3 separate regions of the Homo sapiens genome follow, and all the other regions are linked to region 3. The links are chromatin contacts, found by Hi-C or POLR2A ChIA-PET in ENCODE. All regions are on one chromosome and are shown on one strand. The core of a region is the stretch at or near the end of the contact, and the rest is flanking DNA. Distances in the headings are between cores, read along the strand shown.

What was found. A loop is a pair of places that touch in the nucleus more often than their neighbours do. ChIA-PET counts read pairs that join two places held with the same protein, here RNA polymerase II (POLR2A). Pooled maps may share reads with other maps.
Region 1: a map of CD4-positive, alpha-beta T cell shows a loop between it and region 3 (14-fold over the local background). The contact joins the promoter of FADD here to the promoter of LIPT2-AS1 in region 3. A Hi-C loop is called at or near these places in 1 of 168 maps with a recorded cell type or tissue (CD4-positive, alpha-beta T cell) and 5 of 50 pooled maps. POLR2A ChIA-PET finds 5 or more read pairs at or near these places in 1 of 52 experiments (activated B cell).
Region 2: a map of CD8-positive, alpha-beta T cell shows a loop between it and region 3 (7-fold over the local background). The contact joins the promoter of INTS4 here to the promoter of LIPT2-AS1 in region 3. A Hi-C loop is called at or near these places in 2 of 168 maps with a recorded cell type or tissue (CD8-positive, alpha-beta T cell and naive thymus-derived CD4-positive, alpha-beta T cell) and 8 of 50 pooled maps. POLR2A ChIA-PET finds 5 or more read pairs at or near these places in 3 of 52 experiments (B cell, CD4-positive, alpha-beta T cell and naive thymus-derived CD4-positive, alpha-beta T cell).

The regions. Positions count from the first base shown.
Region 1 is chr11:70,201,715-70,204,710 of GRCh38, reverse strand. FADD (Fas associated via death domain) reads right to left here and starts at 1,415. Exons shown (of 2, transcript NM_003824.4): 1 at 966-1,415. The coding sequence starts at 1,251. RefSeq lists silencers at 685-876, 926-1,005.
Region 2 is chr11:77,993,024-77,996,186 of GRCh38, reverse strand. INTS4 (integrator complex subunit 4) reads left to right here and starts at 1,519. Exons shown (of 23, transcript NM_033547.4): 1 at 1,519-1,597. The coding sequence starts at 1,544. RefSeq lists a silencer at 1,135-1,204 and an enhancer at 1,405-1,604.
Region 3 is chr11:74,492,024-74,494,967 of GRCh38, reverse strand. LIPT2-AS1 (LIPT2 antisense RNA 1) reads right to left here and starts at 1,588. Exons shown (of 2, transcript NR_171028.1): 1 at 995-1,588. LIPT2 (lipoyl(octanoyl) transferase 2) reads left to right here and starts at 1,244. Exons shown (of 2, transcript NM_001144869.3): 1 at 1,244-1,730; 2 at 2,604-2,944. The coding sequence starts at 1,265. The coding sequence ends at 2,833. RefSeq lists silencers at 1,009-1,258, 1,369-1,478.

The sequences.
Region 1 (2,996 bases), core at 166-2,665, 4.3 Mb after region 3:
AAAATCTGGACTTGACTGCTCTCAGGCAGAGAGCTGTTCTGTCCATCCTGTCCCCAACAGGCACCAGTCTTTACAGAGTGAAACCCATGGTGACACATTTAGGCCCTATCTGATTGGTGACTGAATGGCTGATTCCAAGCTACAGCTTGAAGCCTCTGAGAGGCGTCCCCAGAGCACTCCCAAGCCTCTCCCGACTCTGAGAACAAGGGGGGTAGGGCTGAGAAACTCTGCTGTACTCAGGGTTTCTTTTTTATCCTGGAAGCTGCTGCAATCCACAGGCGAGGGTGGAGAGGGAGTGACCGAGAGCAGGACAGGAAGCCACTCCACAATGAACTTGACCAGAGAGGCAGTGTAGTGGCTAACACTACCCATCCGGAGGCCGGACTGCTTGGCTCAAGCCTAGCTCCGTCAGTTATCGGCTGCGCATTTCGACAAAGCCACTTAACCTGTGAGCCACAGTCCTGTCCTCTGTAAAATGGGAACAGTGATAGCTAACAGTATCTAAGCCACAGGGCTACTGCGAAAATTGTATTTGGCAGTTACAAGGGTAAGCGGCACACTGTAAGCCCCTGGGTAGGAGTTACTGAATGCTAGTATTACTCTCAGACAGCCGTGAAAAGCATATTCCGAGACAGAAAGGAAATGATGCGAGGCAGGCTCACCCAACCTCTGCCCCTCCCCCACACCTTCTCTGACTCATCTTTTCTTCAGTGAGTTTTCTAATTTACCCGGGCAGAAGTGGGTGGAGGAAAAAGGACTGTGCGTGTCCACGCCCTGCAACCTCGAATAAGTTAACTTTTCTGCGTTTCTGGCTCTCCCATCTGCAAAACCAGGGCTGTACGGAGAAAACCCACGCAAATCAAACCCGGCAAAGGGGAGGCGCCTGGAGGCCAACCGGAGGAGCCTCGCAGCACCTACAGCCGGGCGACCAGGCCCTGGCTCCCCCGGCCCGGCCCCGCGCCCACCTTCTTCCCCAGGCGCGGCCCCGGCCGCCGCCCCCGCCTCGAAGTCGTCGACGCGCCGCAGCAGGTCGTGGCGCCGCAGGGAGGCGAGCAGCTCGCGCAGGAGCTCGGTGTGCCCGGGCTCCAGGTCGTTCTGCTCCAGCAGCATGGAGAAGAGGTCTAGGCCGCTCTGCACGCGCTCCAGCTTGCGCTTGCCCACGCGCCCGAGGCATAGGAACTTGAGCTCGGTCAGCTCGCTGCTCGACAGGCTGGACGACACCGAGTGCAGCAGCACCAGGAACGGGTCCATGGCGGGGTCTGCAAGCGGCCGGGGCTGCGGCCCGGCCCTCCGTGCGCCCTCTGTCCTCGGCTCGCTGGCCCTGGCCAGGTCTCGCCGCTTGCCCAGCGGCCCAAGGATTCCACCCCCGAACCTGCACTCCGGTGCCTGATTCACTACAGGAAATCGACAAGAGCGCGTTTTCGACCGTTATCTCGCGAAAACTAAGGGACCCGCGCATGCGTCCCTAGCGAAGCCGCAGCCGTTTCCGCCCTGGCTGGCGGCGCCGCGGACGGGCGCGGCTTCTGCGCCTGCGCCCGGCGTATCGTCTCTTTTCCGGGTGGGAGGTGGGGCCTTGGGTGTCCTGAGAGCCTGCAGGTGGCCCAGCTCTCTGCGGTGAGGGCGGTCGCGCCTCTGCCGAGTCCACCTGTTTGCAAAGCGCGGTGCGGCCCTACTGTGTGCAGGGCCGGGGCGGGGAGGGCGCAGCCCGAACGTCACGTGCCCTCACATCTGTTGGTGACCAAGGTTACTTATGCATTAACGTTTAGGGACAAACGTGGAAAATGCATTCTTTGGTGCCCCTGGAGACATCTTGTGTGTGCAGAAAACACTACTCAGAAGTTTATGTGCGTTTAAACATGTGATTTAAATAATACATGATTTCCAAAGTAGCAGTCGTTTATTCAATCAACAGTATTGAGCGCCTACTGTGCCAGGTAGTAGGGTCTGGGGACAAATTAGTGAGCGAAGCGCGAGGGTCCCCGCGTGCCCGGAGTTTACATCATAATTACAAAAGCGACACGCTCCAGAAGAGAAGGTCGTGGCGGCCGTGGTGGCTCAGCCTGCAATGCCCGCACTTTGGGAGGCTGAGGCAGGATTGATTGAGACAAGGGGTTCGAGACCAGCCTGGGTAACATAGTGAGACCCCGTCTCTATTAAAAAATAAAAATAAGGAAAAATAAGGAAATCGTATAGTATGCCAGAAATTCAGAAGAGCCAGGGGAAAGGGAGTCTCTTCACGGGGTGGGCGTGTGGAGGGTGGGGGGCCCGGTGGTCTGATGGGGCCTCTGTAAAGGCGCAGGTGAAGGCTGGGAGGGGCCGGGTACCTAGGTGTGGGGGGAAGAGCTGGGCACACGGAGAACAGAAGAGCAGAGCACAGGGGACGGCTGGGGTTCCAGGAGCAGCAATGCCGTGGGTCTGGAGGTGAGGAGGGGGTGCAGATTAGGAGAGCCCTCACCAGCCAACAAGGACCCAGCTTTACCACAGGGTGGGGCAGGGGCTGATGCCAGCTGAGTTTGTTTTCTTGAGATATAATTCACATACCATTCAATTCACCCTTTTAAAGTTATACTTCAGTGGTTTTTAGTGTAGTCACAAGGTTGTGCAACCCTTACTGCTGTCTAACTTTAGGACATTTTCATCACCCCAAGAAGAAACCCATTAGCATGTACTCCTCCCCTCCCCCACCAACCACGAATCTACTTTTTTTTTCTTTCTTTCTTTTTTTTTTTTTTTTTGCTGTTTTGAGACAGAGTCTCGCTCTATGGCCAGGCTGGAGTGCAGTGGTGCGATCTGGGCTCACTGCAACCTTTACCTCCCGGGTTCAAACAATTCTCCTGCTTCAGTCTCCTGAGTAGCTGGGATTACAGGTGCCTGCCACCATGCCTAGCTAATTTTTGTATTTTAGTAGAGACAGGGTTTCACCATGTTGGCCAGGCTGGTCTTGAACTCCTGACCTCAAGTGAGCCTCAGCCTCCCAAAGTGCTGGGATTACAGGC
Region 2 (3,163 bases), core at 270-2,769, 3.5 Mb before region 3:
ATTTCGCCATGTTGCCCAGGCTGGTCTCAAAACTTCTGAACTAGGTGATCTGCCCGCCTCGGCCTCTCAAAGTGCTGGGATTATAGGCGTGAGCCACCACTCCCAGTTTCCTCTAATTTTAGGAAAGCCTTCCCTGAGGCACTCTGAAGAAATTAGGTCTGTTTGAACCACATTCATTCCCGTTACCCAGCACATTTCAGTTGCACTGTCACCATCAGTTTGGGTGTCTGTCTTCTCAGATTGTAGGACCTTGAGGATAAATACTATCTTTTGTTTATTTTTGGGTCCTCTGTATCCACCTCAGCCTCCTGCTTTTTTTTTTTTAAACTATCCCACATTAATTCTTTTTTTTTTTTTTTGATAACGGAGTCTCGCTCAGTCGCCCAGGCTGGAGTGCAGTGGCGCGATCTCGGCTCACTGCAACCTCCGCTTCCCATGTTCAAGTGATTCTTCTGCCTCAACCTCCCAAGAAACTGGGATTACAGGCGTGTGCCACCATGCCCCGACTAATTTTTGTATTTTTAGTAGAGACGGGGTTTCCCCATGTTGGCCAGGCTGGTCTCGAACTCCTGACCTCAAGTGATCCATCCGCCTCGGCCTGCCAAAGTATTGGGATTACAGGCATGAGCCACCGCGCCTGGCCCACATTCTTTTGAAAGACCAAAATAATGAACAGCTAGTTTCATGTAGGTTGTAAAACTTGACCTTGGATTTACTGACACTAACATGTGCACTACACCTTACAGTCCGTAAAATGTTCCTGCATTATTTCACTCCATTGTCACATCTTTGTCAGGTTAGTTATTATAAATGCATTTGTAGTTGAGCCATTTGCTCAAGAACCAGAGCTGTAGTCTGTAGCTTTGTTGCTTTATCCTTGGTCTCAGAAGTCTTCTACTGTACTATAGCTATCAGAGCAGGGATTGATGCCTTAAAGGATGGCAGCTTTTGCAAAACTGGAATAAGGAAGTATGGAAAGGCACCCCAAAACAAGAGAGGTGGCGCACAGCTTGAACAAAGGCAGTGCTCAGGAAACCTACAAACAGCATCGTGTACAGCAAAGGATGATGGGAAAGTCAGCCGAGCCTCTGAGTTTTTTCACGAGTCGTAAACCCCTTACAGAGCTCCGGGTTTTGCCTCTAGCTCTGGAGCACCCCGCCTCTGCCCTTTAACCTGTACTTCCTCCCTCCCTCCCTTCGCGCCGCGCCGCGCTAGTCTCTTAGCCACTCCGAGGCCACCAACCAGCCTCCCAAAGCTCCCATTGGGTTGCCCACCCTTTCAGTCTCAGCTCCTCCCGCCAGAGGCCCCGCCTCCCACAAGCGAAGCTCTTATTTCCGTTCTTCCGGCGTAGGCCGCCAAATCAGTCCGTACAGTGGCGAGGCAGTCGAGCAACAGGAAGCGGTCGCTCTTTCCCCAAATCCCACTGCCTTGTGGGATCTCGGCAAGTCATCCACCCACCCCCCGCGCCTACGCAAGTTTTCCGGATCCGTCCACCCCCGCCTCCCTCCTAGTGTACGGAAGCTGAGAGGGCCCGCGGGTAGGCATGGCGGCGCACCTTAAGAAGCGGGTTTATGAGGAATTCACGAAAGTGGTTCAGGTAAGCTCTGGCGGGAAAGATCCAGAACCGATCCGGACCAGGGTAGATTATCCAAATCCCAGGCACTTTGCCGGAACAGAAGAGGCTCCATACGCCCGTGTTAAGTGCTGACTTGTTGATAATCTCTGATATTGCAAGTTAGTGGGCGTGTTAGTTTGCAGCCGCTGTTGTCATTAATATGTGAAGTCTGACAGGATTTTAAAAAAATTATTAGGAGAAACAGTGTTTTTTAATTTACGAAACTGTCTTATCCGTTATTTCATTTTATTCTCTCACACAACTTTGCTCCATCGCGTTACATTAGCATCCTCGTTTTCCAGATGTGGACATTGAGCCTTCCGGAGGGGTACGAGGATACAGCCAGTTAGCAGCAGAGCCCCTTCTAGCCTCCCCGCACCCCCGTTCCAAAAAAAAACCTCCCAGGGACCAGTTGGAATATACACAAGGTTCTAAGGGGCTGAAAGAAGGGTCTATAGAATTCCTTCAGGCGCAGTCTAAGCAGGCGGGGGTCACAGACTTCATAGGGGAAGAGCTCTCTATTGGTAGAACAGCTCACCTAGGAAGGAGGGCAGTACCTTCCTCACCATGAAGTTGTGACAGGTGGGCAGAGTCCCTGTCGGGAGTCAGTGATGCTCCATGTGTCTCCACGTAGATGTTGCTAGGGTTGATCCTAAATCATCCTGATGTCCTATTTCTCAGATATTAATGTGTATACAAATTACCTGGGGACGTTGTTCAAATGTCGATTCTATTTGATAAGTCAAGCAGAGGAGGTGAGGCAAGATTCTGCATTCCTGACATGCCCCCAAATTTACACCAGTGCATTGGTTGCATTCTTAGATCCTTAGACTTGTAGAGTGGCAAGGCTTAGAGCATCCAGCAGGATACTGATCCTTAAACATTACATGGATTCATTCATCCAGCATTAAAATATGTTAATACAAATACAAAATATGTCAATACATAATATAAAATTTACAATTTTAACAATTTTAAGTATAAAGTTCAGTGGCATTAAGAACATTAGCACTGTTGCACAATGTGATTTCCTCTCTTCCCAACATTCTGTTGTTCCCATTTCCCAAGACTGCTCAGCCCTCTTCCACCCATCCTCACATGACCAGATATGCCATGTGTTCTTGTGTTTGCATATCTCAAAACTCTTGCACTGGTTGTCTCTTCTCACAGAATACATGCCATTCTTCCCTTTCTTTTTGTTCTCCACCCAGTGGACTTAACATTTGTGCTTCAAGACCCAAATGAAACCTCAGCGAGAGCTTAGTCTCTTCTTCACCTGTTTCTGTAGCATTCTGTGGTACTAATCTATTTGTACTTTTTGTTCAGTGCTGCTGTCATTACCGGTGTACCTATCTTCCCACCAGTCGGAGGTCCTTGATGGCAGAGCTAATGCCTGGCTCATCTCCGTGTCCTGGAGATGGACAATAGGGCCTGGCTCACTAAAGTGTTATTGGTGGTTGAATGACAGTTGATATTGCTTGTCCTCTCCCTTATATAATACTTAGGGAAAAAATTCCTAGCTTTTGACCTAACTACAGCTTCGATAAG
Region 3 (2,944 bases), core at 339-2,838:
AATTTGAACCCTTCATCAGACTGGAAAATTTCTCTTCTATTCCTAGATTGCTAAGTATTTTGGTCAGAAGAGGTGTTTATTTTTGCCAATAGATTTATCTGTATTTTTTAACATAATCATAGCTTTTCTTTAAAAAAAATTTTTATTATTTCTTCCAATGAAGGCTTTTCTCTTTTAAGGTAAATTACATTGTTTGATTTCAGAATGCAAAACCAACCTTGCATTCCCGGGATAAACCCTACTTCATCATGATGTATTAATCCTTTTATAAATTGCTGGATTTGATTTGCTAATATTTGCTTAGGATCTTTATGTCTATGTTTATGAAATGTTTTTCAGACACCTATGGTGTCTGAAAAGTCCTCAGTAAAAATTCATTGAATTCAGACTTGTTTAAATGATACTCTAACTGCAACATAGCTGATGTTGTGGTCCAGACACCCCCTCAGGGCCTAGACAGTCATTCCCTCAGCTTCTGGAGTTGGTTACTGATGATACACAACTGAGTCCTTCTCTGGGGGCCGCCCTCCACCGAGGGAAGCAGTCTTGCCAAAAAAAAAAAAAAAAAAAAAATCACAGCTCCTCCCCAGGTGTAGCCTGTATCCATGACTGGTCAATGCAAGGATAAGAGTTTCTGGCCCCCTTGCTTTAATGTGGAACTACTCTGAAGGGTCATCCTAGGCTCCAAGCATGCCTTGGGATTGGTCAAGGCCTCTGCTGCAACTGTTTTGCAGGCCAACTTCTTCCTCTGCCTACAAATTCCTGCTTCCTTCACTTTCTTACAGGTGCTGATCTTTAAGTTCTCCCTACCTCCACCAATAACCTTGTAGGCAAGCTAATCTCCCTCTTGCGTCCCCCAGGGGCTCAACACAGGACACACCACGTTACCCTGTTTTATTTTTCTTTTCATAGCATTTAACACCTTATACGTGAAATAACCTTATTTACTTAACACTTAAAATACTTATCGTCTGCTGTAAGAATGTAAGCTTACCAGGACAGATCTTTCTCATACGCTATGCACCGCTGTATCAAGCGCCTATGGCAGGGCCTGCAGAACACAGCAGGCACTAAATACTGGTTGTTGAATGAACCGATGAGTCTGGCCCCGCGCTTTTGGTCCTGGGATCACATATCCCCCCTCCAGCTTTTAACACGCACCTGGGAGCTGCGGCTCGGGGTGTGCCCCCGAGTCCCCGCCCCTCAGGCCACGCCCCCAGGCCCACGGAGAGGGCGGGGCCCCGCGGACGCAACGGTGGGCACGATGCGGCAACCCGCCGTTCGGTTGGTGCGCCTGGGTCGGGTGCCGTACGCCGAGCTACTGGGGCTGCAGGACCGCTGGCTGCGGCGGCTGCAGGCCGAGCCAGGCATTGAGGCCCCGTCGGGGACTGAGGCGGGCGCGCTCCTGCTCTGCGAGCCCGCGGGGCCCGTGTATACGGCCGGGCTGCGCGGCGGCCTGACGCCCGAGGAAACTGCGCGGCTACGGGCCTTGGGCGCCGAGGTGCGCGTCACAGGCCGCGGTGGCCTGGCCACCTTCCACGGCCCGGGCCAGCTGCTTTGCCACCCGGTACTCGACCTGCGGCGTCTCGGCCTGCGCTTGCGCATGCACGTAGCGTCGCTGGAGGCGTGCGCCGTGCGCCTGTGCGAGCTCCAGGGCCTGCAGGACGCCCGCGCGCGGCCCCCGCCCTACACTGGCGTCTGGCTAGACGATCGCAAGATCTGCGCGATCGGTGAGCGCCGCGGAGCAGGGCGGTACCTGAGAGCCGAGGTCGGAGCTTGAGGCCTGGGGGCGGGGTCTGACGGGGCTGGACCAACGGAGGTGAGGGCCGGGAGGAGGCGTATCTAGCGCGGGTTTTGAATCACAGCTACCCGCTGCGTTTGAGTTTTTAAGCCCCTTTTCAGATATCGTATATTCAGAAGCAGAAGGCTCCTCACATCTAGTCCAACACGCATTTCTGTTAAGGGAGAGACAAGAGAAGTGAATTGCCAGGTTACGTCCTGCGAATGACAATGTCATGGCAAATAAGGGTGCTAATTTTCAAACTTTTTTTTTTTTTTTTTTTTGAGACAGAGTCTCGCTTTGTCACCCAGGCTGGAGTGCAGTGGCGCAATCTCGGCCCACTGCAAGCTCCGCCTCCCGGGTTCACGCCATTCTCCTGCCTCAGCCTCCAGAGTAGCTGGGGCTACAGGCGCCCACCACCAGCCCGGCTAATTTTTTGTATTTTTAGTAGAGATGGGGTTTCACCGTGTTAGCCAGGATGGTCACGATCTCCTGACCTCGTGATCCGCCCGCCTCGGCCTCCCAAAATGCTGGGATTACAGGCGTGAGCCACTGCGCCTGTCCCCAAGCTTTTTTTTTTTTAAGTATTGGAATCTGTTAAAAGACATTTCCTGGAATCCTCATGATGAGTGCAGCTGCTTGAAGCCACGCACCCCTTCCTTTCATTTGTTTCCTTTTCCCATCTGAGTACAATCCCTTGTTTCTCCAGAAACAAAATTTGAAAACCGGTGATCTAATCCAGTTTTCTCATCGCCCTGAGAGGGACACCAAAGCCCGGAGAGTGGAGGGTATCTACTCTAAGACCCTTTGGCTTGCCTTGCAGGAGTCCGCTGTGGAAGGCACATCACATCCCACGGCCTGGCTCTCAACTGCTCTACCGACCTCACGTGGTTTGAGCACATCGTGCCCTGTGGACTGGTTGGGACAGGCGTCACTTCCTTGAGTAAGGAGCTCCAGAGGCACGTCACCGTGGAAGAAGTAATGCCACCTTTCCTTGTGGCCTTTAAGGAGATCTACAAGTGCACACTGATCTCAGAGGACAGCCCCAACTGAAGAGTACTCATAACAGCCAGGATGCTCCTGCCTTGGGAAGCATGAAGTCTGACTTGAGTCACCTACTGAAACCCAGATTTTAGACCTGGCCTGTCATTCACTGATCATGAA